Regions from separate parts of the Mus musculus genome. Here region 1 is linked to region 2. Evidence: chromatin loops called from intact Hi-C (ENCODE). Cell type or tissue: gastrocnemius. All regions are shown on one strand. Links, peaks and the distances in the headings refer to the core of each region. The heading gives the core; the rest is flanking DNA. Region 1 overlaps Gm36380 (a long non-coding RNA gene). Region 2 holds the start of Gm36325 (a long non-coding RNA gene).

Region 1 (15,784 bases), core at 2,785-10,784, 66 kb before region 2:
CTCAATTCTCTGATCAATCAACCTTTAACATGGCCCCTTGGTGAACGTTTGAGATCCAAACACTGGAGAGTGTTTGTTGGGACAATAACGTGTCAAGTGCTTAGCATAACACCAACATGATTGAATAATGTCAGTGGACAGAGTGAGGAACTTTTCACCAGAAAACACCGGAATCGTGATCAAGTGATAATCTGCTTCAAAGATTACTGCAGAGTCACCTCAAGCCCAGGGGCATAAAGTTATAGCAGCTCACAGATTTCTCTAAGTGCCAGATAGTCAAGTGAAACTGTTTCTCTTGTTCATCTCAGCCGTCAAATCGCAAGGAAGTGTTCCAGTGAGCTCAGCGTGGGTCATGCTCTTACTGCTGATACAATTACAATGGTCAGGGTGTGTAGGAGGAAGAGACTCTCCTTTGAGGCTCATGATGGACTCCATCAAGGATGTCTGCTGGGCTAGAGTGGGGTGGAGGGATGAGGAACAAGGCCTGGGCAGAAAGAGAAGGGAGCTTGATCTTGGGCTGGCTGTGTGGCAGGCACAGCATCCTGGTTCCATCTCCAACACCATCAAAAGGGAGAAGAGTGCTCAATTCTTTCACCAAATGCCAGTCTGGTATGGTTGGTGACAAAGCACTGGCTGAGACCAGAGCCAGCTAGCCTCAGAGACCTTCCCACACTTCAGATGTTAAGGTCCCCTTTGGATCATATGGGGCTGGACACAGGCTGTGCAACAACTTTTCTAGCTATTCTAGCTGAGCAGCCTTGGGTGGGGGAAGAGCTCTAACACCCAGCAGAGTGACAAAGGCTGGTTGAATGAGGACTCCTGGGGAGCTCAAGGTCACCAGAACTTTAGTGACAGCCATTTCTCTTCTCTCTGTCATCCCTCCATCTCTCTTCCCCTCTCATTTGAACCTGAACTGGAAAATGCTTGCTGGAGCTGGGTACTGGCCTGCCCTCGTCTTGGGGTTTGATATTTACCAAATGCATTTCTGCTTGGTAACTAAGAAATAAAGTCAGACTTTTCCTGAAGCCATCTTTACAATATTTAAGAAGACCACTTGCAAATATTTTTGAAAAAATAAAAAATAAGGCCAGGTGTGGGGCACACCCCTCTAATCCCTGCATTTGGGAATCTAAGGCAGAGGATCTTGATTTTAAGACCAGACTGAGCTATAGTGTAAGAATCAGTCTCATACACACAAACCCATTAAACAAATATAATCATTGTGGTTTGAATGAGACTGGTCCCTATAGGTTCATGTTTGAATGCTTGGTCCAAAGTTAGTGGAACTGTTTGGGAAGGACTAGGAGATATGGCTTTGTTGGAGGAAGTTTGCAACTTGGAGTGAGCTTGGAAATTTCAAAAGCCCATGCCAGGCCCAGCCTCTCTCTCTCTCAACCTGCTGCCTGCAGATCATGCTATTCTTCTCTCATCTACCACCACAGTGCCATGACTGTCTGCTTCTTGCCATAGCGATTAGGGACCAAGCCTTTAAAACTGTAAGCAAGTCCCCCTGTTAGATAACTTTGATTTGTAAAAGTTGTCTTTATTACACTGTCTCTTCACAGCAGTAGAACAATAACTAACAGGGTCATCATCAATATAATTGCATGGACAGATTTAATAGCTATAAAATGTCACAGCAGTTCAAAACACCATTATCCAACAGAGTAATATGGTAAGTTACCCTGTGTCCAGGTTTGTCATATGACAGGGACTGGTCACCACGTTTCTGTATCTGTGGTCAGCGCAGAAGTCCAATCCAGTGCCATCAGCCACTCTATTTTGGGTTGTCTCCTGCCTCCTCCCTGCCACACCTGAGAACTCCAAATATACCCTCACCCGCTGCTGACTCTCACTCAAACACACAGGCACAGTTGGAGCCATTTATGAGGTCAGCTGGGAGGACTGGGCCTGGGGTGTCTTATCCTATGTTCCCACTCTCCTAAGATGTTCCTGTTTCCTTTTGTCCATGGCGCAGTCAGGCCAGGAGGTAGCCACACGGGGTCTATCTTCCCAGCAGGGCCCCTGACCTTTCATGTCCTGGACTAGAATAGAAGAGCAGAGTGGTATGGCCCAGCTGGAAATAGGACTTGGGAAAAGGCCACAGGCACTACCACTTGGTCACAGCACGTAGAGGGCCACTGCCAGAATTAGAATTATCCAGAAATGTGGAAGGAAGAGACGGCAGGAGCCAGGAGCTGAGCAGAGCATGGGGGTTGGGGGGGGGGCTGGGCAGGCGGCAGCAAAGCCAGTTCTGGCAGATGGGCAGAGGGCCTGCCTGTCAGTGACCTGCTGGGCAACCATTGTAGGGCGAGGAGTGTTAGGAACCAAGCCAGGCTGGCCTGCAAACTATAGGCTTTTAAAGAAGCTGTCATGGCTGACCAACCTTCCCAAGAAAGACCCTTGTGTCCTGAGAAACCATAGACAGTGGTCAAACTTGTTGTACCTAGAGAGAAGCTGAGGGAGGGTCTACTCCAGCCTCTTCTTTCTCCAAATCCCTGGCTCTCTCTGTTCCCCACGAGGTACATCAGTGATCGGAACCTGTGGAGACACCATGGCAGACTATTCTCATGTCCTCCTTCATGGGTCCTCACCCGTGTGACAGTTACTCAAAGCTGGCATCTCTCCTTGCTCCAACAATAGAGACATTAGCCTGTTTTACGACAGGCCATGAGACATCTCGGAACTGACATGAGGATCATGTGCAGGGGGTGGGGATGTTGTTTTGAGTACTTCATAAGTCAGACTTCTGCAGTATTTCAGCCAGCAGGATGCTGCGACCTGTGACACCAGGTATTGTCAGCTCAGTTTATGAGACAGGAATGGCCAGAAGGATCCAGGGAAGAACCAGAACAAAAAAGGTGACACTTGGAGTCTCAGAACAGCACAATTAACCAAGTGGAATGAGACTTCTTCTTTTTTTGGGGGGGGGGGGTTTCTCTGTGTAGCCCTGGCTGTCCTGGAACTCACTCTGTAGATCAGGCTGGCCTCAAACTCAGAAATCCACCTGCCTCTGCCTCCCTAGTGCTGGGATTAAAGGCGTGCACCACCACCGCCCGGCTAATGAGACTTCATTTTAAAAACAGGCAGCGATGTCCACATTTATGAGAATTAAGTTGGACCCCTTCACACCATTCACACAACCAACTAAACATCCTAAACTTAAGTAGAAGAACTAACACTTCAAAAATCCATAGAGAAAACTCTTTTTAAATTTGAGTCAAGCAAAGTCTTCTTTAAGACATCAAAAGAATGAGAGAAATAGTTCAAAACATAAAGACTTGTATACGATGAAATGCCTGCAAATGATATATCTAGGGGCCATGTCTACAATATATAAAGACACTGTAAGTGAACAGTAAAACAATCAATCCTATTTAAAATCAGGAAAATACTCTTAGCAGACATTTCTCCAAAAATGATATGTAAACGGACAATTGTCATACAGAAAGGTAGATAGCATTGTTATCCATCAGAGGCATGCAGTCCAAAACCACGAAATCCCACCGCACTAGGCTGGTGTCTTAGTTTGACTTTCAAGTGCTGAGATAAAGGTCATGTCCACAAGGGCTGGAGAGATGGCTCAGTGGTTAAGAGCATGAATTAGCTACTCTTCCAGAGGACCTGGGTTCAACTCCCAGCACCTATATCATAGCTGTATGTAACTGTCTGTAACTCCAGTTCCAGAGAATTCGACACCCTCGACAGACAGACATGCAGACACAACACCAGTCAATGCATACAAAATACAAATAAATAACAAATCACTTAAAAAGATTATGACCACAAGCAACTTGGGGAAGGAAGGGTCTACTTGGTTTAGTATCCTGAGTCACAGCCATTGAAAACAAAGTAGGAACCTGAAGGCAATACCTGAAGCAGAGGCCGTGGAATAATGTTGCTTACTGGCTGATCTCCATGGCTTGCTCAGCCTGCTCTCTTATACTGCCCAAGACAACCTGCCCAGGGATAGCCCTTGCCCCCAATGGGTGGGCCCTTCCATACCAATAATTAACTGAGAGTATGCTACCACAGATGTCCCTGCATGCCATCTAAATTGAGGTTCTCCTTTCCAGATAACTCTAGCTTGCACCAAAATCAGGACGATGGGGGGGGGGGGAAAGATAGAAAACAGCAAGTGTTGTGTTGACAAAGCTCTGGAACAATCTCAGCCCCCCCAGTGTTGGTGGGAGTGTAAGGTGAAGCCTGCTGCTGAAAAGCAGTTTGGTAGTTATTGGCTGAATTAACCAAAGTTCCGCATAACCCAGGCATTTCCTCCCTAAGTGCGCTAGTTACTTTGAATTGTCCTCAAATGTTCTTTGTCCCTTCATGAATTTTGAGCTCTGTAATACCAGACATAACACCTGCAGCCCCAAGACTCTACAAGGGCCTGGCTCTGGAGTGAGGTGCCCTCTGCAGTAGTAAGAGGTGAACAGGCCTGCTCTCAGCCATAGCTCTCTTGATTGAGCCCTTAGCCTTCTGACATATCTTATGTGCCGTAAAATAATTTTTTTTTAGTTTTATTCTTGTCCTTTATTTATTTATTTTTTAAACAGGATCTTGCTATGTGGGTCAGGGTGGTCTCAAATTCACCATCCTCCTGCCTCAGACTATAGAGAACCTTCTAGAGTTCTCACCTGTGACTGATGTAGTTTCACCATGTTGGGATGCCACACACCAGAGCATAATATGCTAGGAAGGATTGGACCCATGCAACTTAGAAAGAATTAGAAAATTGTTTTATGGTATTTCACACCAAAAAGCACCAAGAACTCCATGGTCATGAGAGACCCAATTTAGTTCAGTTATCCTGTTCTTCCAGTATTAATAAATAATTCCCATACATACCTCATGACAACGGCTACTGGTACTCCTAACACCACATATATGCTCTAGGGAGAAGGAAGGACAGAAATTACCTTTCTCCATGGTTTCTAGTTTAAGAAGACATCTGAAACCTCCCTAGCAACTTCACTTACAAGAGAGGTTGGGAGAAAGTCTTTCAGCTGGCCACACTACTGTCCTTAGGGAGTGTTTAAGGAGGAAGAGTGGGACTTGGTGCTGGCTGAGGCTCGGGCAGTGTTGACCAGGTCACCAGGCATCAATAGCTCATCACACTGTGACCACACAACCAGGAAGTCTTTCCTTTATAAGAGTGAGCAAAGCCTCACCTCTTTGCCCAGGGCACTTTGGGCCAATCTGAGGCACATTTCCACAGTACAGAACCAGTGTGGGCCGCTCCTCTCTTGTCACTAACTGGGTCTGTGACCTGAACTCAGGTTCTGTGCATAGCATCTTTTATAAGCTTCTAGGAGGGAAACACAGACCCCTCAGTAGGCACAGGAAAAAAAGAAGCCACATGTCACCATGTGGCAAACAAATTGTATATTCTACATTACCTAGAGAATAAATTGATTTACTTAAGAGACACACTGTCATACCTGTGCTCACCTTGGTGGGGGAAAAACTGTCATCCCATGCAACATTAGGGAAAGCTGAGAGATGGTGTCCAGGGAGGTAGAAAAGCCAGTTTGGGTGAGTGTGTGGTCTGTGCCTGGCTCATTGGCACCATCAGGGAACTTGAGAGAGCTATGAGTCCTATGGGCGCTCATGTGCCCCATTAACACACACTCAACTTGGTAAGCCTGCTTACACTACTGACCTGGAGGCCTCCTCTACCCCCACCCCAGGTTCAGATAACTTAGCTCTTGACAAATGAGTAAGCGAACAGCTCTGCAGGTGGATAAATCTAAGAAATCCTTCCCACCAGGTTCCTCTACCCACAAAACACAGCAGCTCCTCTGAGGTCCTGACCAGTCCAACATTACAGGAACATGGTGATTGTATTCAACTGAACACCTCCCAACCTCACTTACTATAAACTCTTCCTAGAATGCCCAGATGCGGAATATATTTCTGGAAACACCGCCCTTCCTTGGAAGAGAGAGAGAGACACACACACAGGAAAGGCAACAGAGGCTCCTCTGTGATATTACATTTTCATAATGAGTTCTAAGACCTCGTACCAATCAGGAGCCGATTTAAGGTGACTGGGAAGCTGACATCAATTACCTCTCACAGAAGCCACCCCTCCCTGTTTCTAAGATTTCAGCCTCCATTCCCACGGTCTATCCAACTCAGCACGCCCAACCAAATGCCATCACAGAGCACAGTTCTTCTGAGCCACTTCCAGTGTCCTCCCAGGCCCTGGGACATTCTCTTTACATCTCTCTTCATCAATAGCCTTCCCTCTTCTCCACACTGCCTTGGCCCCTACTTCAAATCGATTGGCAAGTTCATTAGATGGTATCTGTTCTGTCTCCCCGCCTCTGCTCCTTCCCACTGTGACTAAGCTGGCCTGTTGCCCCCACCCACCTCCCTGCCTGGTTCTCGCCACCCTTCCTACCTGCCACCTGGTGTGTTACTCAATCAAATGCATGCTGCTGGCTGCTGGCCTGCTCAGAGCCAGGTGCACTTTCGTCAAAGTAGGTCCACTTCGAAGATTGGAAACTGAGGCTCAGAGAGGTGGAGTAACATCCTAGGTCACAGATTCAGGAGGACTGGGGGGCCTGGACATCATGGTGCCTGCTGCTGAGCACTGTGCCCTTCTGTGGCTCTTGACCCCATTCCCTGGCTCCACCTCCATGTAGGATCAGTACCAGGCCCACCCCTGTATTAAGTATGACAACATTCCCTGGCTCCACCAGCCATGATCTGCCTTCTCACCTGCTCGTGTGTGCACACATACCTTCTGCGGGAGCCTCACCTCACTCCTGGTCCTGCTTGCAAAGAGCAGGGATGCTCTTCTCTTCCAACCCCAGAAGCAGCATGCTTTCCAGGTAAGTTATTATTAGCAATTTACAGAGGAGCTAAGGGGAAGCCCAGGCTAAACCACAGCCTGTGTGGGAAAAGACCGCAAGGTAAAACCTTGGCGGTGTCTCGGGTCTGTAAGAGGGTGCTGGGCAGGCACAGGGGTGAGAGCATCCTGGGAGTGATTGGGACGGGGTGGGGGTAGGGGATCCTGAGGGATGTGGTGGCATTTGAGATGGGGTGAGAAGGTCAGCTTGAGTTTCGGAGGCAGCACTGTGGTGGAAGGCATGCCAGAATGAAAGAACAGGCGGTACAAAGCCTGGAGGAAGGGCAGGGGCCAATCCAGGACAGCGAGGAGTCAGGTGTGGCCAGGGTGTGGGTCACAGACACAGAAGCTATTAGGGAAGCATTAAACTGCAGGACAAGCCAACAAGGAGTCCCAGAGAACCGAGAACTGACGAGTAAGTGTCTGCCCTCTTCTGTGTGTGGGGCCACCAGATCTTTGGAGCAGTCCTTTCATTATATATATCGAGGACCCCTGACTGGGACCCTCAGGCGACATGAGCTTCATCCTACTGCATTTTGGCCTGAAAGCATGGACATGGAGATCCAGGCCTGGCGTGGCATGCAGGTGCAAGGCCCAGAGTTCTAGGGGAAGGGGACACAAGGAGGCAGGAGAGGGCTTGCCTAGCCGTCCCCAGTGACCAAAAACGACCCAAGTTTCTTTCCTTGCTTTCCAAGTGGAAGGACACCTTGACTTTCACCATCCTGAAATACACAGGTACTTCTACTCAGCCAGACTGGGACACATGAGGTTAGGAGACCATGCCTTTGCTCAGCTAGCTCCATCCAGGTTGATCTGCAGGCAGGAGATGATGATGCCTCAATGAGATCTGTAGCCATCCCATTTACCCAGCCAACTCCCATTATGCATTAGACACAAATTCCTGAGCCATCAGTCTGACATCTTGTAACATCTGTCTGTGACCTCGGCCTAGAAGCAACCATATCCATGGCTCAGACCCACATGGCCAACCTCATCCCTGGTCCCTCCGCCTGCTTTCTCTGTCTGGCTAGACCTGTGGTCACTCGTTGCTATGACCTGTGACCTGCCTGTGACCATGGGCTCAGCCTTGACAGCTCTCCCAGCTGCTGACACTTTGGCCACCTGGCAGAGATACCAAGCATCTATGGCCTCTTAGCCTTTCTGTTTACATCCCAAGCTGTCATGCCTTTATCATGGGGAATACTTCTAAGCGTACTGGCTTTGACCATTACGAAGTATAAGAACTAGTAATGTCTATGTGTGCACCATGCTGCCCAAGCACTTCCCCTACCCACAGCCTCAAATATTTTTCCAAAAGGAAACACTACTCCCATTAAACCGACTCCCCTTCCCCCTCTCCCCTCAGCCTCAGATAAACTCTGGCTTGCTTTATGTCTGTACAAATTTGCCTCTCCTGGCTTTTATATAAATGAAATAATAAATTGTGTGATTATCTGATCTGACTTCCTTCCCTTAGCATTGTATGGATAAGTCCTTCTATCCAGTGAAGGATGCTTGGATTGCTTTTACATCCTGGCTGTTGTAAATAGTGCTACTGTGCACATTTGTATGTAAGTTGCTTTGTTCCAATCCTTAGGATTAAACCCAGAGCCTCACACTTACCAGGAAAGCAGTCTACCACTTTATTTATTTATTTTTTTTAGCTACTGGGTCTCTCTGCTCAAATTGACAAATAACTCACTCTAACCAGTGCTGGCTATCCACCTGCCTCTGTCCAGTGGAGTGTGAGCATAGTGCATGTCATACACCTCCGAGGGTGCAAGTTTGGCTTTGCACATTACTTTCCATTCTTTGTGGCATCTATCCAGGAGTGAAACTGATGAGTCAGGCGACATTGAGAAACTACCAAATCCAGTTAACATTTTCCCCAGATGTAGACGACCTCTGTCTCAGAAAGAACTGGAACACATGAAGAGAAGCTCTGTCCCTCAAAGGTAAATGCTGTAAATATAAATGTCTCCTGCCAGGGTTTTTGTTTATAATGCCTAAATATGCACATATTAAGACTGTTTCCAAAAGTTTATGCAAAAAAAAATGGCAATGCAGGAGCTGAGACGGCCTGCCACACACTCACATGAGAACCTAAGACTGGCTCCCCAGCACCCATGCAGGAAGCTGTCTGATTCGTGAACTGCAGGTTCAGCGAGAGAGCTTGTCTTAAACATAGGTGTGGGCTCGAGAGGCGGCTCCGTGGATAAGAGAGATTAGTTCTCCTGCAGAGAACCATGTTTGCTTCCTAGTACCCACACCAGATAGTTCACAAGTACCTGCAATTCTGGTTCCAGGGGATCTGACACCATCTTCTGACCCCCAAGTCAAACCTGCACATAGGTGGTGCACATACCCATGCACAGAAATACATACCACACATGCAAAATAAAAATTAGCAAGTAAATTTTTAAAAGGTGGAGAGGGACTGAAAACAGTCATTTAATTCCCCCTGGCAAATGGCAAAGAGACACCTTGTTGGGGTTTTATTCTTATAATAGTCAGGGGCAGAGAAGATGGCAGTCCTTTGTTCATCCTGGCTTGGTGGCCAAAGCGGGCTTTTTCCTAGGACTCATAAAAATCAAATCAAATCCAGGCAGCGCAGCATGGGAAGGGGAAGACACACAGAGACATGTGGACCACTAAGCCACCCTTCGACACGACCTCCAGTGCACAACACAGGCAGGACATAACACCTGTGTGCCACCACACAGCACAGATGGAGGATGTCACCCAGGGGCCCACCAGCCACGTGACCAGCCTACAGCGGGACCCATCACAGTGTGGTAACATGTGGTAGTCAGGTGGGAGAGACAGGGAAGTGGAGCAGCTTGAACATGATGAAGGAGATGGATCTGGAGACTCGAGGGTGGAAAGGAGCAGCCAGCTGTGAGAGGCTAGCCCTGCCACCTGAGGCCATGGTAAGGTCCAGCCCAAGCTGCTGCTGAGGGCCATGATGGAGTCTGAGGCTAGCCCAAGCTGCTGCTGAGGGCCATGATGGAGTCCGAGGCTAGACAACAGCAGGGGTTGGTGTTGATGTCCATACTCATATTACCACTAAAGAACATGGTTGGGGCAACCTCCAGGGACTGTGGGTGTCCAGGGACTGTGCATAACGGGTTGCCACTCTCTGGAGATCAGAGGCAGCACTTGGGAGAGTGGCGTCTGTAACTTGACTGGGCAGCACAGTGGAACTGGCTCTGGAGGAGGGGGTGTGGGTGAGCTGGCCCCGAGGGCACGAGAGCAGGAGGGCTGACCCTGCCACCTGCCTATGGCGGCCTTGGGTAACTTAGCCTGGGCAGCACTGGAGAGCTCACCTTGGTGGTGCAGGTTGACCAGTTCAGCTACCACTCAGGCCCAGATCCAGGGTTCTGAATTGGCTCACCCCAAAATGCAATGACTCATTGCAAAGTGAAGATGTACAGACAGAGGGATGTACTGGGGGATACACTGACATTCTAAAGCTTCTGTAGTGAGATGTTTTCTAAGCTTTGTTGTTGTTGTTGTTGTTGTTGTTGTTGTTGTTGGTGGTGGTGGTGGTGGTGGTGGTGGTGGTGGTGGTGGTGTGTGTTTTATTTGGGGGAGGAAGTTACAAGGACAAAGGGCAGGTACGAGGGATGAGGGGATAAGCAGGACTGGGATGCATGATGTGACACTCACAAAGAATCAATAAAAAGTTTTTTTTAAAAAAAGTCATTTGACATCAACCTGTGGCTGTCATGTATACAAACATAAAACATGCAATATGACATCAACCTGTGGCTGTCATGTGTACACACATAAAACACGCACATATACCCATACATAAAACACACACACACACACACACACACACACACACACACTCACACTGTTTTGGTGGGGTTACAGAGGTAACATGCAGTGAGCCGTTTGAATGGCATCTTCTTTCTCAGTAACAGTCTTATTTAAAGCCACACCCGAGCACTCCCTGCTTCCTTCTCTGGTTTATTTCATGCCCTGGTATGTCCCTTCATCCCCCTTATTTCCATTGTATTAGCATAGCTCAGTAAATGCAGTTGTATTCATAGCCTAGCACACATTAGGAGCACAGGACACATAATATGAACTGCTGAGCGAGTGGATACTTGTGAAAAATGAAAACCCTACAATCCGATTTCGCTATGAATTTTATTTGGTCTTGTTTATTTGAGTTAGGATCTTTCTATTGTAGCTCTGGTTAGCCCAGAACAATCTGTGTAGCCCAGGCTAGCCTCAAACTTGCAGTTTTCCTCAGGCCCCAGCCTCCAATATGCTGAGGTAACAAGAGGTTGAACAGACAGACCCTGCTTCACAACTGACTTCATATGTACTGCTGGCGTGCTGCCGCGATGGCTGCCCATTTTACTCCCTGTTGGTGGCCATCCACACTGACACACTGACACAGCCTTGGTTGTCCCTTAAAAGCTCACCCCAAAGTGAATACAGTACCCAGAATGCCAAGGGCTACAGCAAAGGTTTCACCCATACTTGAGCCTTCTCAGTTTGTTTGGTAAAGAGGCCTCATCTTCTATCTCAGACATCTAAAAAGAGCCTGGAAAAGACTTAAACCCCCAGCCCCAGCCCAGTGCCCATTTGGCCGCAGTTTCAAGATTGGTCTCTTTGGAATGCCAAGCGAAGGGAAAGTCCCCAAAGGGAGACCACGCCTCAGCCGCCATCTTCCTGCCCACGACTGAGCAGCGATCCGTCCACCTCATCAGCAGCCACTGTGAAGCTCGTATTAGTTGCAGATGACTCCGATTAGAGGCGGCATCGTCCTGGCTCCTGGAAGAATATTGAGTCAGAAATACAGCTATTTTAGGACTTTAAGCAGATTTATACTTAGGGCTTCAAAGAGAGCCAGCCAGCAAGGAAAATATGGTAACTGTTGCTTTAAATTATAGCTATCATTACTTCAAAAGGATACTCCATCAGGAGCCACTGAAGGCTAAAACTATTTACATCTCCTGACACTTAAAAGCAAGCGAGCAGTTCCAGACTGACAGCTTTGGACACACTGGCCACAGAGAACACTGGGCCTTGATGGGATGCAAAGACAAACATGCCCAGGGAACAGGAAGAGAAGGCACCCTGGAAGCCTCCACATCTTACCATAGCCTCGAGAGGATTTGGGGTGTGGGGCACGGGGATCTTGTCTGGTCCTAAACTCTGGAAAAGTTGGTTTCCAGCAAGGCAATAAGCCAGCCTATTTGCCTGGCCACTGGCCTTCAGAGCCCTGCCATGGGGAAATCCCACCTAGTCTCATTGGTACAAGTGCCAGTTCAAAATTGTCCCCTCCTTCTTAGGCTACGTTGTAGAGACTGACAGGAGGCTAGCCCATATATGGATCAGAATCTGAGCTAATGACATCAACAGAGACATTGCCAAAAGTGGGGCTTGGCAAACAGACTTCCCCAGATTAGAGTTCAGGCTATTCAAACGTGCTTCTTGGACAAGACACAGCCTATCAGGTGGCATGATTCAAGTCCCCATCTCATAGGAGCTTAATTGAGATGACAGACCCTGGGCACTTCATTTGAGTGATTCTAGATGCTGAATCAAACAAACTCCAGGAAGTGCCTTACTCCACCATCTGTTAGGATCACAAAACAACTCAAGGTGGCTCAAGGTAGGCATTTCTATTCAAGGGGCCGCTGTGACAGTTTGGAGTGCCCTGCCTCCTCTACTGTTTCTTAGGTTTTGGAGTTGTCTGCTTTCTAGAAGTGAGGGTGTAAAGGGCTTCAGGAGAATCTTTGGGGTGCAGAGACACTTAAATTTCTATGGTTCATGAGTGGCACCACCTGCCCGCCGTGAGGTTGGCATAGTTTGGCTTCTGAAGTAATGCCTTTCCAACACATTTCCTTAGCCTCTGTCCTTCCACCACCCTGCCTGTCACCTAGACGCCCCCCCCCCATCTCTGTGTTCACAGCCTCAATTTGGAAGAATCTAGAGCACGGATAGACTCTGCCTCCACACACTCTGGCTGGGAGAATTTAGCAGTAAAACCCAGAACTTAACCACATTCCTGCCATGGTGCATACAGATTAGCAAATGCCATCAAGCAGGTGGTACAAGCTAGAGAAAAGATGTACAAACATCTTCTATAGCAGAGTCTAGCCACAGTCCAGAGGCCAAACTTGATCCCCTGTCTGCAAATAATGTTTTACTGGGATGCCAACACACACTTTTATGCGAGGATCTCTGGGAACTGTAGTCAGTGGCTGAGTTTCTGGCAGGCAGGAGAAGCTTAGCTGTTCAGCAGGCAGAAAGATGTTGTCTGCCACAAGCACTTCCTACAGAGTTCACTGGTTTGAGCATCATTTTAGCCCACTGTTTTCTATTACAAACGTTCAACTCCACAAATGAGATCCAGAGGGTTTTGTGCAAGACTACCACTGATAAACAGCAGTCTCAGAGTTAGAACCCAGCTCTCTTGGTCTCAGCCCTACCTTAAGAGCTAGGAGAAGGAGAAGTTTCTCCCAGGGCTGTTTGAGGTTGGCAGGGACTTGAACGTTCCTCACCCCCCAGTTTCGGAAGGCCAGTGTTTCAGGAATGCGTACAATTTTATAGTGCAGGATGGTTGGCTTTGCCTTTCTCCCGTGTTCCTGGACCCGCCCAGTCTGCACTGTTCACTCAAAGCCTTTCTTCCCAGAGTCAGCTCCAGCCTTCTTCACCCAGAACCTTCCTCTAGCCAGCAATAGTCCCAGATGGCTCCAGGATTGGGCTGGAGGCTCAGGGGAGCCCTCATCCATCCTGGCTGGGTCACTGTTCTCTCCTGCACTCAGCCATGACCCACTCTGCTCAAGCCTGGACACAAGACATGTCCTGTCCCTCTCCTGCCAGGCAAGGATGGGGTGACTTAAGTAGACACAGTTGTGTGAAGTTCAGTGAGGGTGGCAGGCGGCGTGAGAGGAAGTCAGACGCTGTGTGTTACCCAGACCGACCGGATACTTCTCTCTGAACTTGTGCTCCCCCTTCCACTAGAAAATTCTGTCTCCTTCACTCACCGTGTTGGGACACAGGGTGGAGGAAAGGTCTGAACAAGACAGTGGCTTGCACAGTGGACATTTGTTGGCCTTAACAAATTCTGTTTTCCTTTAGAGACAGCTACTGAGCTTCTTTTGGATGTATGACTCCTCCCCCACAGTCTCTGCAGGATTATCGGTCAAGATGTCCTACCTGCCCCTGCCCACCTCAACCAATCACACTCAGACTTCAAATTATGATTGTTGAGGGACTCAAGAGTATATATACACATATACATATATACTCAAACACAGGCATATTTACACACACACCCTCATGCACACACACACACACACACATTTTAAACACATATACATACTCATACACAGGTATATTTGCACACACACTCATGCGCACAGGCATATTTATACACACACACTCATGCACACACATATTTACACATATATACATGCTCATACACAGGCATATTTGCACGCACTCATAGTCACACAATACACACTCCTGTACACAATGCACACATACATATATTCACACACTCTCACACATACACATACACACATGCACATATTTACACACACATACCTATTCACACATTCTCACACATACACATAAACACTCATGCACATGCACACACTTACACATACATGCACACTCCTGTACACACACATATACATCTTCACACCCTCTGAGTCATACACGCTCATGCAATGCACATATTTACACACACTCATGCACACACATATATACACACACATACATATTCACACATATACAATCACACACACTCAGACACACACAGCCTCCAAATCCTATGGCCTCACAATTCTTCCTTAAAAGTCTTCCTGTATTCTCAATGAGGCCAGCATCCCCCTCTGAACTTTTCTTCCTCGTCTCAGCCTCCAAAGCAATGCTGCAAGTGGCACCCAAAGGCGCCTCCCACTGCTCCATTCTAATTGCCACACTGCCTTCTCTAGATACACTCTAGTCACCTAAGGAACTGAAGAGATGACTCAGCAGTAAAGGGGACTTGCTTCCACAGGATGCAACCTTATTTCCCAGCACACACACACACACACACACACACACACACACACACACACACACACACACTCACACACACACACACTCACTCACACACACTCTTTTTTCTTCCTTCCTTCCTTCCTTTCTTTCTTTCTTTCTTTCTTTCTTTCTTTCTTTTTTTTTTTTTCATTTTTTTGACTGGGTCTCACTATGCAGCTCCAACTAGTAGCCTGAAACTCACTATGTAGATTATGATGGCTTCTGAACTTAACAGAGATCTGACTGCCTCTGCCTCTGCCTCTGCCTCTGCCTCTGCCTCTGCCTCTGCCTCTGCCTCTGCCTCTGCCTCTGCCTCTGCCTCTGCCTCTGCCTCTGCCTCTGCCTCTGCCTCTGCCTCTGCCTCTGCCTCTGCCTCTGCCTCTGCCTCTGCCTCTGCCTCTGCCTCTGCCTCTGCCTCTGCCTCCTGGGTACTGGGATTAAAAGTATATGCCACCGTAGCCAGCCAATGTAAACAATTTTCTAAAAGTCACCTAATGTATGTAAAGCTATTCAAGCCTGAAGACATATAAATGGTTTTAAATTTAAGCTGCCTCCTGATCTTTCCCAGTGAGTAACAGTAGCAGGGTAGATTTTACCAAGAAACCCAACCCCCAGTGAACTAGTTTTTATGCCCTACAACTTACATCCCAACAGTTTCTCAACTTGCCAGGCAGTACCCTGGGTACTTCCATGAAACTGTTCCCTACCCATGCAGGCTTCAGTGTTCAAGAAATAATTAGTTCCCTCTCAGTTCCATACCCCCCCCCAAGTGGTTGTGGTTTTCATCTTTTTGTGGTGGTATCTTCCTCATTTGCATGAGAGTATCCCCTCAGACTGTAAAAAAATCCTTACATAGAGAAAGCCTTGAGTCTG
Region 2 (15,784 bases), core at 3,969-11,968:
GCCTTAAGGTGAAGAAGAAGAAGAAGGAGGAGGAGGAGGAGGAGGAGGAGGAGGAGGAGGAGGAGGAGGAGGAGGAGGAGCAAACACAGAGTGTGAAGATGAAGCCTCAGTGCTTCAAGATGTCCAGGCTCAGCTACAGGGTCTAAGGTACAGCTTCATGAGCCGCCTGAGGCAGGCAGCCAAGGCTTCTCAAGGCTGCCTCAGGAAACAGCCCAGCAGGCAGCCAGTCTCCTAACCCTGAGTAAGCAGCACTTCCTTCTGCATCCTGGACATCAGAACACTCATGCCATGAAGGACCCCGCCAATCCTTTCTGGGATGAGGGAGCCCTGTTCACCTAGACCTTCACATCTGATCCCCAGAAAGAGCCACAGGTCTCTGTGGAAACCAAGGCATCTTCATGCCTTCTCCTTTCTTTTTCCTTTCCTCCCTCCCTCCTTTCCTTCACTTCCCTCCCCCTATTCCTCCCTCCATCCCTTCCTCCCTTCCTCCCTTCTTTCCTTCTTTCCCTCCAGAAGAGATGCACTTTGGTGACACTGTAAGGCAGCTCAGGGTAATGCAGAGAGGACACCTGGAAATGTGCAAAAATGAAAGTTCAAAAGGCATCCATACTCCACACTTGTGCACATAAACATGCATGCACGCACACGCACGCACACACACGCACACGCACAAGCTTGCTGATCTAGTATGGCTAGGGTCTGTCCAATCTTTGTTCATTTAAAAACAGAAAAAGGGAAGGGGCTGCAGAAAGCCGTCCTTCCATTCCCCCAACTCCCCTGCCTCAGGCCTGGCTGACCCCTAACAAACAAGCTATCTATTTACCAGCTTCTGCTCCTTTGACAACTCTGGAGCCTCTTGCCACAAAAGGTATCTCCCCGGATTCAGGAGGTTAAGAAAGCATAGTCAGGGGCTTACCCCAAAGAGATAGCAGACAATAGTTTTCTAAATGTACCAATCACATCTTTATTTACAAGAGAAAGATACATAGAAACATCCGCATCATCCACCCTCAGGGTCCGCTTAAAGATGTGGACAGCAAAGCAAGAGCTGAGACTCTGGAGACAGTGAGGTTGTGAACTAGTGCCAAGGAGCTGGAAGAGCAGTGAGAGACGCCAGCCTGGTAGAGGGGTGCCCGGGAGACAGGAAGGATGGGTCTGTAGTTTTAGAAAGACTTCCTGGCTGCCTGATTTAGTCAGTGTTCTATTGCTGTAAAGAGACACTGTGACCACAGCAACTCTTATAAAGGAAAATATTTAATTGGGACTAGATTAGCAGTTCAGAGGATTAGTCCATTATTGTCATGGTGGGAAGCGTGGCAACGTGCAGGCAGACATGGTGATGGAGAAGAAGCCAAGAGTTCTACATCTGGATTTGTAGACGGGCAGGAAGAGAGGGACTCATTGAGCCTGGCGTGGGCTTCCTCAACCTGAAAGTCCACCTTACCAGTAACACATGTCCTTCAACAAGGTCACACCTTCTCCAACAAGGCCACACCTCCTAATAGTGCCACTCCCTGGTGACCAAGTGTCACAATCTGTGAGCCTATGAGGGTCATTCCTACTGAAGCCACCACACTGCTGCATGGCCATCTGGATGTTGTAACATTCTTGCCACCTGTATACAGCTCCTGAGAGTCCTTACCCCACAAAGTACAGCCACATGGCTGAGAAACTGCTGCCCCCAAGAGATGAGCAACCCGGGACAGCCCTCAAGCAAAACACACACCAGTAGCCGGCATCTTTTCTCCCGTGTGATGAAGGGCACTAAGCCACTCACTCACTTGTCTCCATTCTGGAAAACTGTTGTTTTGGCTGTTGAATTAGTTACCTGTTGCATACGTGTCAAATTATCTTGGGGTAAACTTTAAGTCCCAGAATCAATATTTATGCTTTCATGGGTTCTTTAGGTTAGGAATGTGATTGCACAAAAATAGCGTGGTATTGGTCCTGGGATTTCTCTTGAGGTAACAGACACGAGGTCAGCCAGGGTTATAGTCCTGTGACCGCTTAGCTGAAGTCAGAGGCTCCATTGCCAAGGTGACATGTTCATATGACTATTGGTAAGAGACATCAGTCCCTCACCACAGGGACCTCCCCAGAGGGAACTTGAGTGGCCTCACAGCATAGCATGGTGGCTGGCTTCTCTAGACCAAGTGATCCAACAAGAAATGAGCTGGAAGCCACAGGACCTCAGAAGTCCCACAGACGCATTCCATCAAAACCTTTTCTTTTTCTTTTGCCGTGCCAGAACTCAAATAGCCCAGTCCTCATGAGTGTTACATACACTTGAAGCTATGTCTCCAAACCCAGCTGGTGAGCTGTTTGATATGAGAGGAGACTCTTCAAGGGTATGAACGTGAGGAGGTGGGGGTCATTGGAGGTCAACTGAAGGTTGATACCTCAGTAACTAATACTGTAAATGGAAGACATCATGGACTACCTGTGATGCCTCCTCAGCTCTCTGTCCTCCATCTCTTTGCCTAAGCCACAGATGTCCTTCCAGCATCTCTGAGGTTCATCTTGTCCGTATTCATAGATGTGCTCAGTTGCCAGAGCAGCACACAGCCTATTCTACACTGAAGGCTTAGGAGAATCTGGACCACATCCTCTGCTGTATCATGCAGACCTCTCTATCCCTATGATCTAAACTCAGTGCCCTAAAAGTCCCCCACTGCAGCACTTACCTTCCTAGCTGCCCTATCATTAAAACTAGCTGTGTGCCTTTTGAGAGTTTCCCAAACCTCTCTGAGATTGTCAGCCCTCTGCTATAAACTGGATGATCAAGTATCTGTTCCTTCCCCCAGGAGTTTCTTTTTCCAAAGATTTTATTAATTCATGTGTATGAGTGGTTTGTGTGTATGTATGGATGTATAAATGTATGCATGTATGTATACCGTGTGCATGCCTGTACATGAAGTTATCAGATCCTCTGGGACTGGACTTACAGATGCTGTAAACTGCTACGAGGCCACTAAGGAATCGAATCAGAGTCCTCTGCATGAGCCACAAGTGCTCTTAACCACTGAGCCATCTCCCGAGCCTCAGCCCCGCTGAGCTGGAGGAGGATATGGTGAGATTACAAGTGTCAGACACTTTGGACAATCCCAGGTATGGAGGATATACTAGCAACATCCCTTTTGTGTTGTCTTATGAGCACTGTGTCTTCCCGGACTGAGAGTTGTTTTGTTTTTGTTGTTGTTGTTTTTCCCAAAACATTTCCTCTTGAAGATCCCAAGGCCTGTGTGCAGAAGATGCTGAGCCCCACCTCCATCCCTTCAAGGATGCTATGAGGCCACCTTCTTCATTTAGTTGCCAGGGATGGCTCTGGCCAGAGTCTCAATGTTGTAGCCTCACCAAGCGCCTTCAAGAGCATCAGTGGCAGTGAGACACAGATGATCTGAGCAACTGGATCCATACTTTCTTGAAGAGAGACTTGGTGCTGCAAGGAAATAAAGCTACCAGGACAGGGCATGGGAGTCAGGGCTCTCAGAGGGAGGATTGTGTGTGGCAATGACATTTAGCTGGAACTTGGGTTTCTTATGGGTGTATGGAGAGAAAGGGAGAGAGAAAGAGAGAGAGAGAGAGAGAGAGAGAGAGAGAGAGAGAAAGAGAGAGAGAGAGTGAAAGATCTCAAAGACAGACATTACTGATTGAACAGAGCATGCTTGACCAGCTAAGGTCTCAAGAAGAAACAGAGATTACTGCTGGGAAACTTAAAACCCTTAAAAGCAGCTACCTGTATGGGAACTAGTTAAAATTCAGGTACGACTCATATGCAGGATCGCTGACCATCCTGTCTGTCAATTCGAGAAGCCGTGAGATTTCAAATGCCCAGCTGTCAGAGACACACCAACAAACAGGGAAACGTGGCCCATTCACTAGAACAAAATTAACCTTTAGACTCTGACTCTGAAGCGACAGACATCAGACTTACTAAGTGAAGACTTTAAAGCAGGTCTTAAATAGTATGCTCCAAATACTAGAGGAAAATACAGACAAGGGGTAAAGCAAATTAGGAAAAATAAGATGCAGACACATTTAAATGTTAACAAAGAGATGCAAATTATTTTTAAACAACGTGGAAATTTTTAAAAATTATTTTACTATTATAAAAAATTATTTTACTATTATGTGTATGGGTGGTGTTTGGGGACATGTATGTGTACCAATTGCCTGTCTGGTGTCCATGGAAGCCAGAGTGGGTGTTGGATCCCCTGGAACTAGAGTTACAGATGGTTGTGAGCCACCATGTGGGTACTGGAAATGAATCTGGGTCCTCTGGAAGAGCAGCCAGCACTCTTAACCACTGATCTATCCCTCCCACCCATTATTTTTTTTTAATGAACAAAAATTAGTCAAAAAGTAATGGAATCAAAGCATTCGCTGGAAGAATTCTGCAGCAGCTGACTCAGGCGGGCAGAATAAATAACAATACTGAAACGAAAGCACCTTAAGTCACCAGATATGTGAGAAAAATGAAAAAAAAAAGTAAACAGAGCCTGGTGTGCTTACAGATACCATCAAGCAAACTATGCATCATGGGAATTCTAGAAAGAGACAGGAGGGTGGGGGGAGGTGGGAAGGAAGAAACAGAGATACAATCTAGAAGAATAATGGTCAAGTTTCCTCAAATTTGAGGTAAAATATAAATTTAAACATCCAAAATCGTAACAGATATCCAAATAGGTTGCATGCACATTAATTCAAAAGCAAGGCTTATGAGGATTTTTTTTTCTCTCTCCAAGGACATACTTGGATATAGGACAACTTGAACTTGACTGATCAACTAGCTGCAAGTATTTATCTTGGAACTAGGAATGGTTGTGTCCAGTAACCAAGAATCTGCTTAGTGGCAGTGTTTCTGTAAGACAGAATACCGCGGAGCCATCAAGTGATGTCAGTGGGGTGTGGGACGGAATATGAAAGGAGGATCGTAAATGTCACATGCGGCCTTGTTTTCACACTATAACATAACTGTGAATAGATGTGGACAAACTCAGGAAGCAAGACAAGAACAAATTAAGAATTCACTTTCTTCTTAGTAAATGAGATTAGGAATTCTCCCCACTTGTTTTGCTTCTGTGTAAAATTATGCCTTCTATAATAAGATCTAAAAATACATTTAGAAACTCGTAACATTCCAAGAAAGCATCAGAGAAGGGCTTGAAGTGACGCTGAGGTGTCCTTACGGTGCTGTCTCAGGTCAGCATTCAGTGGCTCTTCCCTCAGGGGCCTCTGTCTCTTGTCCACCACTGACCTTGTGAAAGTTCCAAGGTTGTGTTACTTCAGGTTTGTTAACAGATCCAGGGATAATTTCTAGGCTGAGATGAAATGTCATCATTCCGTTTTCTCCCGAGTCACACTCTGCCAAGCCACACTAAGTGTTTCAGCTCCAACAGTAAACCTCTACAGACATCCCACTAGCAAATGAAGAAGCTACTTGCTTGGACAGCACTTCCTTCACTGGTCACAAGTGTAGAGCAAGCATCGGGATAACCAAATATCAATAAAAAGCTCAACTTTCTGGGCTGATGCAATGGCTTGATGAGTAAGGGCATCTGCTGGCAAACCTGATGACCCAGGTTCAATCCCTGGGACCTACATGGAATGAGACCACCTCCTCAAGTTCTCCTGTGACCTCCAGGTGTTTTCGGTAGTACACATTTGCATGCACACACACCCAGGCACACATCAGTCTGCCAATCAATCACCCAATGGCCAAAGAAAGCTTGGCTTTCTTACTTCTCAGTCTGTTCAAGTGTCTTGGTGATCTTCCCCCTTAATTTATGAAATTTCATCTTTCACGATCCCCCCCCCAATAAATACAAGCAGAACATATAAGACAGTCCCCTCAGTTTTGCAAAATCCAAATGCAAAAATCGTAAGATAAAATGAACGGCACTCGTTACCTGGCCCTGACTCTTTCACAAGGTTGAGGCTCTGACTTACAGGCCTTCTTGATGGACCCAGATACAGATGCTATAAAGCGAAGTTGACTTTTTAGGACTGCAGGCCAAGCTGTTTCCAATCCGGAGAATCTGCTGAAGCTATGACCTTTGACCTAAGCAAACGTCATTGCAAAGATGAAATTTTTGCCAGGGAAGGGTTTCAGGTAGATACCAACTTGTCCCACTGGCACTTCCTGCTGTCACATCTTAGAAGTAGTGTTTGCCTTGTAGATGTGAGGTGAGAGTTTGTTCCCCAGTGCTATGAAAATAGATAAGTAAATCTTACCACCAACCCAAGAATGTTTTGCCATCAAGAATCAAAATCCAAGCTGGGTGTGGTGGCGTACACCTTTAATCCCAGCACTTGGGAGGCAGAGGCAGGTGGATTTCTGAGTTCGAGGCCAGCCTGGTCTACAGAGTGAGTTCCAGGACAGCCAGGGCTTACACAGAGAAACCCTGTCTCAAAAACAAACAAAACAAACCAAACAAAGAATCAAAATCCAGTGCCACTGGAAAGCCATGCATACACAAAAGATGCTAGGTGAATGAAATTGTTAGCTGGGGAAGACATGGGGGTCAGGCAGTGTTCGTGGGTTCAAGTCCTTTTCTGCCACAGACTCTAAAATTTCAAGAGTCTCCCAGAGTTCCCCATAGTGAAGAACCAATCGCAGCACAGCAGGGAGATCTGCCCTGGGCCCCAAGTCCTTCTGGAAAACAGCACATTATACAGGAAGCCAAAGCCAATAGGTAGGCCTGTAGCCAACTTAGTGGCACACAGAGAGACTAGGGGTGAGGAAAGGAAGTGGGTCTATAGGGACAGAATGTAGTCAAACAGAAAATTAAAACCAGAGGAAACCCACCTCTGAGCAATGGATTCCACATCTATGGCATGGGACTATCTCCGAGCAATGGACTCTACTGTTGCATAGAGCCATCTCTGAGCAATGGACTCCGCTGTGGCAAGGGCACTGTTTTTGTTTGTTTGTTTGTTTGTTTGTTTGTTTGTTTGTTTTTTCTCCCTGCCTCCATCCCCCATCCTGTCTAAACTCCTGTCAAATACACATTCCAGACCATCTGATCACTTAAATATTAACAGAAATTTGCATTTTGGTAAGATTCTAACTACTGTAAAAGTTTTCTCGGGACTCAAATAGTCAGAGCTCCGTACAGGTCACAGAACATAAGAACATTCTAGAAGATGAAAAGCAACAGCACAGGAAGGTGTGCAGGGAGCTGAGTTTCCAAGCCCGTGTGCTCTCCTTAGGGATGTGCTTGACTGACAGACCTCTGTTCAGCGTGTGAGCTGCACACACTTGGAAATGACACTGGCCTGAAACCAAGCTCTGTGCTCATTAATGAGACAGCTCTGAGCCTAGTTTTTCTGTATGCAAAATGGGACAGTAAAGCTGTGGGGTCAGGAAGCATGCCTGGCAAGCTCTCTGGGACATTAGTGTCTTTCCTCTCCCCATGCCCACACCCGTCCAGCCCAATCTCTGATCTTACTTGTTTTTAAAGGAGTGAACTGGAGTCTCTTGAGAAGGACTTGCTCCTTGAAGGAGTCAGACGGTGAACCTATGAGGGTTCTTTTGTTAGCGTGTGATAAGCAATGAAGGAAGACACCAGCTCACATCACTGAATATGTTAGAGATCTATCTCTTAATGGCTTCAGGCATGGCTGGATCAGGGGCTCTGATGATGGTAAGTCTTAGCTCCTCTTCTTCTCAACAGCTGGACTCTGTTCGCTCTGTGCCACTTTGATTTCCAGGCATGGTCTTCCCGTATGATGCTCCTGGAAGCTCTAAAAGCAAGAAATGACTACCTAAAAAGAAAGCATCCTTCCACGACCCCCAAACATTTACAGATGTCCCAGTACCAATGACCTTAGCCAGAGTGATGGGGTGGTAGCCCACTCCTGGAGACAAGCGGAAGGTGTGTCCTCCCAGGGAGACCAGAACTCTCTTTGCAGCAGGAGAGAAAGGGTAACTAGGCACAAACACTAGCCGCTGCACGCACCTTCCTCTTTGAAAGAAGGAAAATCAAGAATAAAGGGATGTCCAGGCAGAAACTGAGGGCACGGCACCCTCACTCACTGCCACAGAGCTGATCTGGAGAGATGAAATGGAAGGATCCAGAGTCAAAACTCCCAAAGAGTTTTGGGATATTTGAAGGGTTTTTGTTGTTGTTATTTTGGTTTTGCTGTTTGTTTGTTTACTCCTAGGAATCTAAGATCTTAGGACTTCCAGAAGGGAACACGTCCAACTGAAATCCACGGGAAGGCACACAAGAGGAGGGAAAGAAAGCACTGGGCACCGGCAGGACAGACCAGGTATTGGAGAGCTAGCCCTTCCTTCTTAAATGCTTATTGAAATGTTTGAGGTCTAAAACAAGATGTATTTACTGGCACTGAACTAGGAGAAGAAAAAACACAACACAGAAACTAATCGAGTTTAATTAAACGTCAGAACGCCTGCAGATCTTCATATTTTATCAGAGTCATTGATGGCTAGGTTTACTATCCCTCCCAGACCCCATTACACTGGGAAGTAATTGTAACGGTAAATACAGCCCTGTGAAATAAAGTTCACGGGATGGTCACTGGGGAGTCTTAGCTTTGCCTGCGGATGCACCCACAGCCAGAAGACTAAAGCCAAAAGGACTCCTTAAAACCTTCTCTGCCATCTCCATCAGACTGAAAACAAGGGGCAGGTGCAGGGTGTGATGCTGGGGAATGCTTTGAGAGTCAGGGTACCTGGATCTCTCTGGACACATTGGAGCCAGGGAGGCCACAGCCACAGGTCACCATCCCCCTCCCCCAGTCCCTTCTTCCTAGTGCCTCCTTGACTGAGCCCCCACCCCTCTTTTAAACCTCTATCATGGCAACCACCTCAGGGCCAGACCCCTAATTACCAGCTTCTTCTAAGTGTGTGTGGGGGGAGCCTTTGCCAATCCCGCCCCATTCACAGCACAGACCCAGGGGGCCAGGCAGGTTCAAAAGGTGAAATAAATGAATCTTTACACATTACAAGGGCCCAAGCAACATTCTCTGTGGCATTAGGGCCCCTGAAAGAGCAGCAAGTAAAAGCAGGTGTGTTGGGCGCCCTGTCAGCTAACAACACTGATAAGGCTGCCATGCCTGGTTCTGCTTCATTTCAAACAGACTGCTCTGGAGAGGAGGGGAAAGCCAGAGCAGAAATAATTGCCGGAGCTTCCAGTGAGCAGGGAGAGCCTGCAGGCAGAGATCAACGGGCCTGATTTCACCCTCTTCTCTTTATTTCTATAACCTTAAATGTTCTGCTATTATAGAAGTCATTATGTCAGCTCGCCCCAGCCTCTCCAGCTGCCCATTTTCAAATTGTATCAATTGGTAAGGCTTTGGGGCTGAGGGAACTCCATCTTGATTCCTGGTTCCTAGGCTTTGCAGATAAAGCGACTCCCCCCCACCCCACCCCACCCCAATCTGATTCATCAGGATATGCTGTCCTGAGCATGCGTCTAGATCAGATCCTGCCCCCAACCCCCCCTCCCCCACATACACACACCCATGAACTGCCTAGAAACCAGGCAGGGCGTGGGTGGATCGATCTTTCTTTCTCTCTTTCTTTCTCTCTTCCTCTTTCTTTCTTTCTTTCTTTCTTTCTTTCTTTCTTTCTTTCTTTCTTTCTTTCTTTCTTTCTGTTTTTTTTCTCCCTCCTTTCAAATGACGGATAATAAAGCAAACTGAGAGCAAAGCAATGCTTGTTACAGAGCTTCTGTTGACGTGGCTAAAGGGGAGTCTGATATTTCCTCTTCCCTGGGGATAGGGTCAGCGGGCTCTACGCTCTGGAGTTTATTGGTGACCTCGGGCATCTCAAGCAGGAGAATCGGGTGCACTTGCCTCCCACGAGCCTGTTCGCATAAACACTTCTGTGTTTTATTTTGCTGATTGTGTGAGACATGGTCTCACCATACTTCTCCGGGCTGGCCTTGAACTCACAATCCTCTTGCCTCAGCCTCCCCCAATGCCTTGCACTCTGTGGAACAGACACTTGCCAGGCAAAGTGTAGGAAGAGCTGGGAAACAGGTTGTGTTGACCTTTTATAGCTAATCAGTTACAGTAAAAAGAAGCACATTAAACAGACACATATTCTCGGGGCCTTGGCAGGCACACAGGGATGTGAGGGAGTTGCTCAAGAGAGTACGAAAGTGAGCTGGTTGCTCAAGAGGGTGCGATAGTAAAATGTCCAGGCCAATCAAAGGAAAACCTGCAGAACCAACAATGACTTGTATAACTGCCTCGGCATACACCACCTAGAGACTTGGTCATGTTAAAAAGCGGGCAGGGGGAAGATGCGCCATCATTCACCAGGCTCGTGAGGGCATCTGGCAGCCACCAAGAATGTGGAAAATGACTTGGAAAAGAGATTAAGCCAGAGCCTCCTGCGCCATCACCAGCTCTCTTTGGAGCTGATGGGAGAGAGTTGGAGACATGAGGAAGAGCGTGAGGAAGAGCTGGCATCATGGGTCAGAGATGGGCTGGCTCTGTGGCGAAATGAAGGAAGAAATCAACCAGACGCCTGCACTACCACTGAGAACTTGGGGGGGGGCAGCGGGAGGAGGCAGGAAGCAAGGGAGTATGAGACCCCAGCTACAGGAAAGAGCACCAAGATGGCAGCCGGTCCCCTCAGCCCCTTCCTTAATTCCTTCCAGTTAATGTAAGTGTAGAGGAGAGGAAGGGAGGGAGAGAGAGAGAGAGAGAGAGAGAGAGAGAGAGAGAGAGAGAGAGAGAGAGAGAGAGAGAGAGAGAGAGGAAAAAGAAATGCTAATTGAGCCGGGGACACTGACAGATCTAACAGAAAGTGTCTTCATTGGGAAATTGCCATCTGAAGCCCCCTTGTTCCTTCAGAAAACCAGGAGGAGTGAGGCAGAGGGAGCCTGACAGGAAGTGAGGACTCCAGACTTCAAACACAAACATTATGAAAAACAAGCAACATCTGCAAACAGTAAGTACTTATTTATATTTTATGGAGTGTGTGCTTGGGATTCTGACAGGTTTTTAAACAGAGACCATATTAAGCCCATTCAAAGGCGAGAATGTCCCTTTTAAAAATGCATTACCCCGCTGCTCAGGCAGGCAGGCCGGCTGCTGGCCTCAGGTGAGCCCTGACCCCTGCCGACCTGGTCTAACAAAACACACATGCAGGTTTGCAAGGGGGGCCGTTTAGTGCTCCTCTCTCAAGGTCATCGCAGGCGGGGGCTGGAGGGTTAGTATGCAGCAAGCTTTTCCCTCGGCTGACAGAGGCGCTTTGAACTTTTCCCTTCTGAACAAATAGGAAAGGGAACCGCAAGGAAACTGAGAATCTGAGGCAGGAGCCTTCCACAGCTGAATAAGCTGTAAATAAATACGTAAATAAATAAATATGTGGCCATCCTTGTCCCCAACAAATGAAAGACGCCCCTCCTAGGCTTCCAGGGGCTTTGTGCATTTGCTGCATGTGAGAAACTTTAAAATAAAAACAACAGAATAAACCTTCTCTTTCTCGCCACCCCCCCCCAAGGATGAACCCTTTATTTTTGACAACAAATACGAGATGGCTGGCAGGTACCGTGAGCTCTGTTCCATGAAATATTTAGTAAGGCAATAGCGACTCCCTGGACAGCTTAAGAAAACCACGATTATATTCAGAGAGAAAGCCACGAGCAAACAGAGCGGGCAAAACACAAAGGAAGATAAGGGAGGAGCTTTCAACAGGACTTCCTGTCCAATAAGGCAACCAGGCTTGATCCATATGTTTTGAGAAAAATCAAAGTGTCAGAACTATCCAAAATGTCAATCGCTCCGGTAAGGAATATTGTCTAACATTTTCTATTACACCGTTCAAGAATTTGCCTCGCAGCGCAATTTGGAAGGGAAAAAAAAAAACTCTTTCATTTAAAAAAAAACACTCAAAAGAAAAGAAGGAAGGGGGGAGGTGGGAAGAGGCGAACAAGGCGCGTTTGAGGGGAGTGTAACACGATCGCGCTCCGGGCTCCCAACCGTCCTGAAAGCCAGGCTGATGAAAGTGGCTCTCCTCCACACCTCTCTGCAGTTCTTTCCTTTCTTTCCAGACACTCTTGCTGAGGGACTTCCTGGACAGTGGCGTGGAACGAAGCAGGCTTCATGCACCGGGCCACCTGAGGCGCAAGCCTTCGGCAGTCTTAATATTGCGATGATCCGAGAAAATGACTTAAGGGATGAGCGAAGGAATATTCCACTCATCTCGCTAGGTGCCGGGTACCCAATCACGGGGTGACCCACTTTGGAAAGGCCTTGCAAGGCAGCAGAGGGACTGACTCCCCATGTGAACAACATAATGCTGCTTTGGCAAAATGTAAACAACCCCCCTTCCCCCCGCCCCCCCCCCCCCCTTGGGACTGGCCTGGTCTGTATCTGGTTTGACAGAACTTTCTGGCTGCTTCTGATTGCCTCTGCCACATCCTGGAAATTCTAGAGGGACAGACCATACAGGAGCTGCTGTCTGTGCCTGGTGGAATCTTAAACAGAATGAAACAGGCCCCCAACAATCAATATTACCGACAAATTAATCTCTGCAAATAAACTGCTTTGCACGTCAAGACTGTTCCAAGTCCCCAGAATAATTGTGTCATGGAAGTTGAGGTCTTTGCACCAATTCCGTGGCATTTTTATTTTCTCCTGGGCAGTGGCAGTAGCAGCAGCAGCAGCATTCAAGGCTGTCTGAAGAATGAGGCTCAGAGAGTCAGTCCCCCCAGCGGCCTCGACCTCCATCTCTGCTTAAGACTGTTAAGGCATCTACCCTTTCTGGAGGGAAGTGAGAGGACAGTCAGAAGTTGTCTATACTGCCCAGACTCAAAAAAATCACTGGAAGTTCAGCTTCAGCAAGGCTCCTCAATATGAGAATTTGGGTTCATTTTCCTCTAAGGAACAGAAAGGGCATGGGATATTTTTTTGTGACTTCCTAAATCCCTGAAGCTGTCAGAAAGGAGGCCAGAGGAAAGTGCTCCGTACCCAGTCTACACCAATATTAAATCTTGGCCCCCTCTCTACTATCTGATGACCACCACCCCCACAGGCAGCCTTCTGCTGTGCAGTATCTGGCCCCTCCCCTCTTCTGTCATCCAGCTCTGAAGGATTAACAAGTGGAAGGCAGTGAGGGACAAGCCATCGGGCAGAGATTCCGTTCCCACTGATCTGGGGTCTGAGCTACCTGGGAATCTCAGAGACAAGAACAGCCCAGGAACAGCCCATCGCAGCAGGAATCAGGAGTCGCCAGCCTATAGTTGTCATTAGTATGTAAATTTTAAAAGCTCAGTCAAAAATATCAATACCTCCCACTTAATTTATTACTATATAAAGATGGATGGTGGCGAAGCATATCATTGATTTTCAGAGCTCTTAAAAAATGGCAAGGAAGAAAATAGTCCAAGACAACACAAAACACTGTGTCTCAAAATTAATCACTGTGTTTTTTAAACACACACACACACATACACACACACACACACACACACACACACACACACACACACACAAATGCACTGTACAGCAGCCCGTATGGTTCAATCTTATTTGATTGCCTATTTTGAAAATGAAGAGATGGAGCAGGGCATTTATGTAAAGAGCTCTCCCGCTCAGAATGGATTAGATGGAGCAGGTTAGCATTTTTACTGTATCGACAGCAGACTCTTAGACAGCCACACTCCAGCCTGGCTCTTGAGAGGAAATCGAAGTGAATGCAGTCCCTTGGCAGAGCCAGGAAGGATAACCTATCAGTCCCCAGACCTCAGGCAGCCTGGCGTTCACTGGCCAGCTTAGGCCAGGCTGGCTCCTCTTATTCTTTGACGCAGTAAGACTGCCATTCTCCTGTTTATTGAAGTGTTAGAAGAGATATTCATGATCATGGAACTCATAAGCAGACTCATCACCAGGTTCCAGAAAAGCCCGTAACCTGAGAATTCCACGTGTGTCTGAAATGACAAGGAAACCAGGGCCTGATCATCCCCTGTGCTGCCGAAGGGTCACTTCCCTGCCCTTGACATTTGGAGATGTTTGCATTTATACAGAGGGGGAAGGGGCTGGAGAAGAGAGATTTTTGAAGAGGCAGAGAAGACAATAAAGGTGCAGTTGGTGGAAATCTCTCACTTTGCCTGGTTTTTGTTTGGATTCTCAAAAGTGTTTTGGCTCTGTGTCTTTTGAATAAACAGCCACCCGGTTAAAGGAGATGAATGAAAGAACGTTGGGGTGGAGCAGATGCAGCCCGGAGAAACGCTGCAAATACCCCCTAGAGGACCCGCGCTCCCAAAGAGGAAGAATATTTGTCTTCAATAGCAGTAAACCCAGGATGTTTGTCCTCCTCTTCCCAGAGTCCCGGGTCCTCCCTCAAACCTCCTCAGCAGATCCTGGGAATGATGGGCGATTGCCGTGGGCTTGCCAGGGTCTCTGTGGAAACTTATCTTCTTATAAAGACGTTCTACCTGTCATCAGGCTACGAGCCACAGGCAACTCTCCAGGTTCATTACACTGGAAATATGCAGCTGGTAGATGCCTCCTGTCCTGAGAACCCCAGTCTCCATCAGGGGCTGCTTTCCAGGGTCCTTGCCATCACACGGACGCTTCTGAATTATCCAGACCACGTCTACTGCAGTGAGCAGTGGCGTACCTTTCCTCCTTGCTTTGTTTATGAAAATATGCATCAACTTACTAGATGTCTTCTTGCTATAATTGGATTTAATTCATTATCTTTCCTTTCAATAAAATCACAGCAAAACACGGGAATATAAATGTGCAGGCTAATTGCTTATGGAAATTCAGGGGCCGTCGTTGGTATAAATTTACCCCATACGAGAAAGACACAGTTGTGTCGTTATCATAGAATTTTACAACAATGTGTAATTATAGAGAGAAGCAGGTATAATTAGCAAGCCTTTCCACAAAGCAGGTAGCATTCCTGGTTAAATATTTACAGCTCCACAAACAGCCAGTAATAATGAGTTTTCTCAGCCACACATTACAGACCATCCAACAAATACCCCGCCAAGTGGTCATTATCACTCCAGCGAGCATGGCTTTGCTTTCTTGCCTGCAAGGATGCTTCTGCAGCGTCTGCAAGACAGGAATCCAGGCTGACGTGCCTTGCTGCCTTGCAATGGTAATGAAAACAAGTATGGAAGCAGGCGCTCTCCTTCTGCAGAGAATCGCAATTAAAGCTGCATATTTAGAGATTTAGAGATGACATCAGCCAAGAGTCCTGCACTTGGGTGGCAACAAAACTCGCCCCCCCTTTTCTCTTTCTTTCTTTTTTCTTCCTTCCTTCCTTCCTTTCTTTTCTTTCTCTCTTTCTTTCTTCCTTTGTTTATTCATTTATTTCATTTGTTGTTGTTGTTTGTTTCTCTTTCTATCTGAAAGAAATGGAAGCAACCTGCAAAAATGCCTAAAGCTGCCCACAGCACAAGTGACTGCCAAACAAGTCCACTGAGGGTCACCCAGATCTGCAGCTGTTGCACAAAATAAAATCAATGCAGCTCACCCTGGGCAAACACCCTCTGTGGCTCTTTATTACCAAATGATATGAACTTTGACCCCACCTGAACAAAATTTAATATTTTTCTCCCAAATATTTAAAAAATTCATTCTGGGGCTCGAGAGGAGTCAGAGAGTCTGCGAGCTGTAATTTGACATCTGAATTATTCCGAGGTTAATACGGAAAGCTATTCACAAGCTTATTTGGAGACGTGTCAATCAAGATATCACTTGTGCGGAGAAGATGGACTTGGGCTTAGGAGAGCAGATAGCTTTCAGGGAAGCACAAAATAAAAGGAAGGCGGGCTCTGATGACTATGTT

Evidence for each region. A loop is a pair of places that touch in the nucleus more often than their neighbours do. Peaks named below come from ENCODE experiments on the same cell type or tissue, not always from the same donor. Only the 100,000 strongest peaks of a DNase experiment are listed, where the experiment ranks them.
Region 1: a loop joins it to region 2, with 2.0 times the contacts of the local background. A loop is called at or near these places in 2 of 42 quality-filtered maps.

What each region holds. Positions count from the first base shown.
Region 1 is chr8:91,773,751-91,789,534 of GRCm38, reverse strand. Gm36380 (a long non-coding RNA gene) reads left to right here. Exons shown (of 5, transcript XR_387907.2): 5 at 309-1,021. Among named protein-coding and RNA genes, the nearest start is that of Gm36380, 12 kb to the left of the region's middle. In gastrocnemius, for the core only: no CTCF peak of the experiment used is centred there; no DNase peak of the experiment used is centred there; H3K27ac peaks cover 603 bases.
Region 2 is chr8:91,709,237-91,725,020 of GRCm38, reverse strand. Gm36325 (a long non-coding RNA gene) reads left to right here and starts at 10,206. Exons shown (of 3, transcript XR_387906.3): 1 at 10,206-10,639; 2 at 10,831-10,927; 3 at 12,033-14,077. RefSeq lists an enhancer at 8,496-12,584. In gastrocnemius, for the core only: no CTCF peak of the experiment used is centred there; a DNase peak (open chromatin) is centred at 11,282; H3K4me3 peaks cover 916 bases.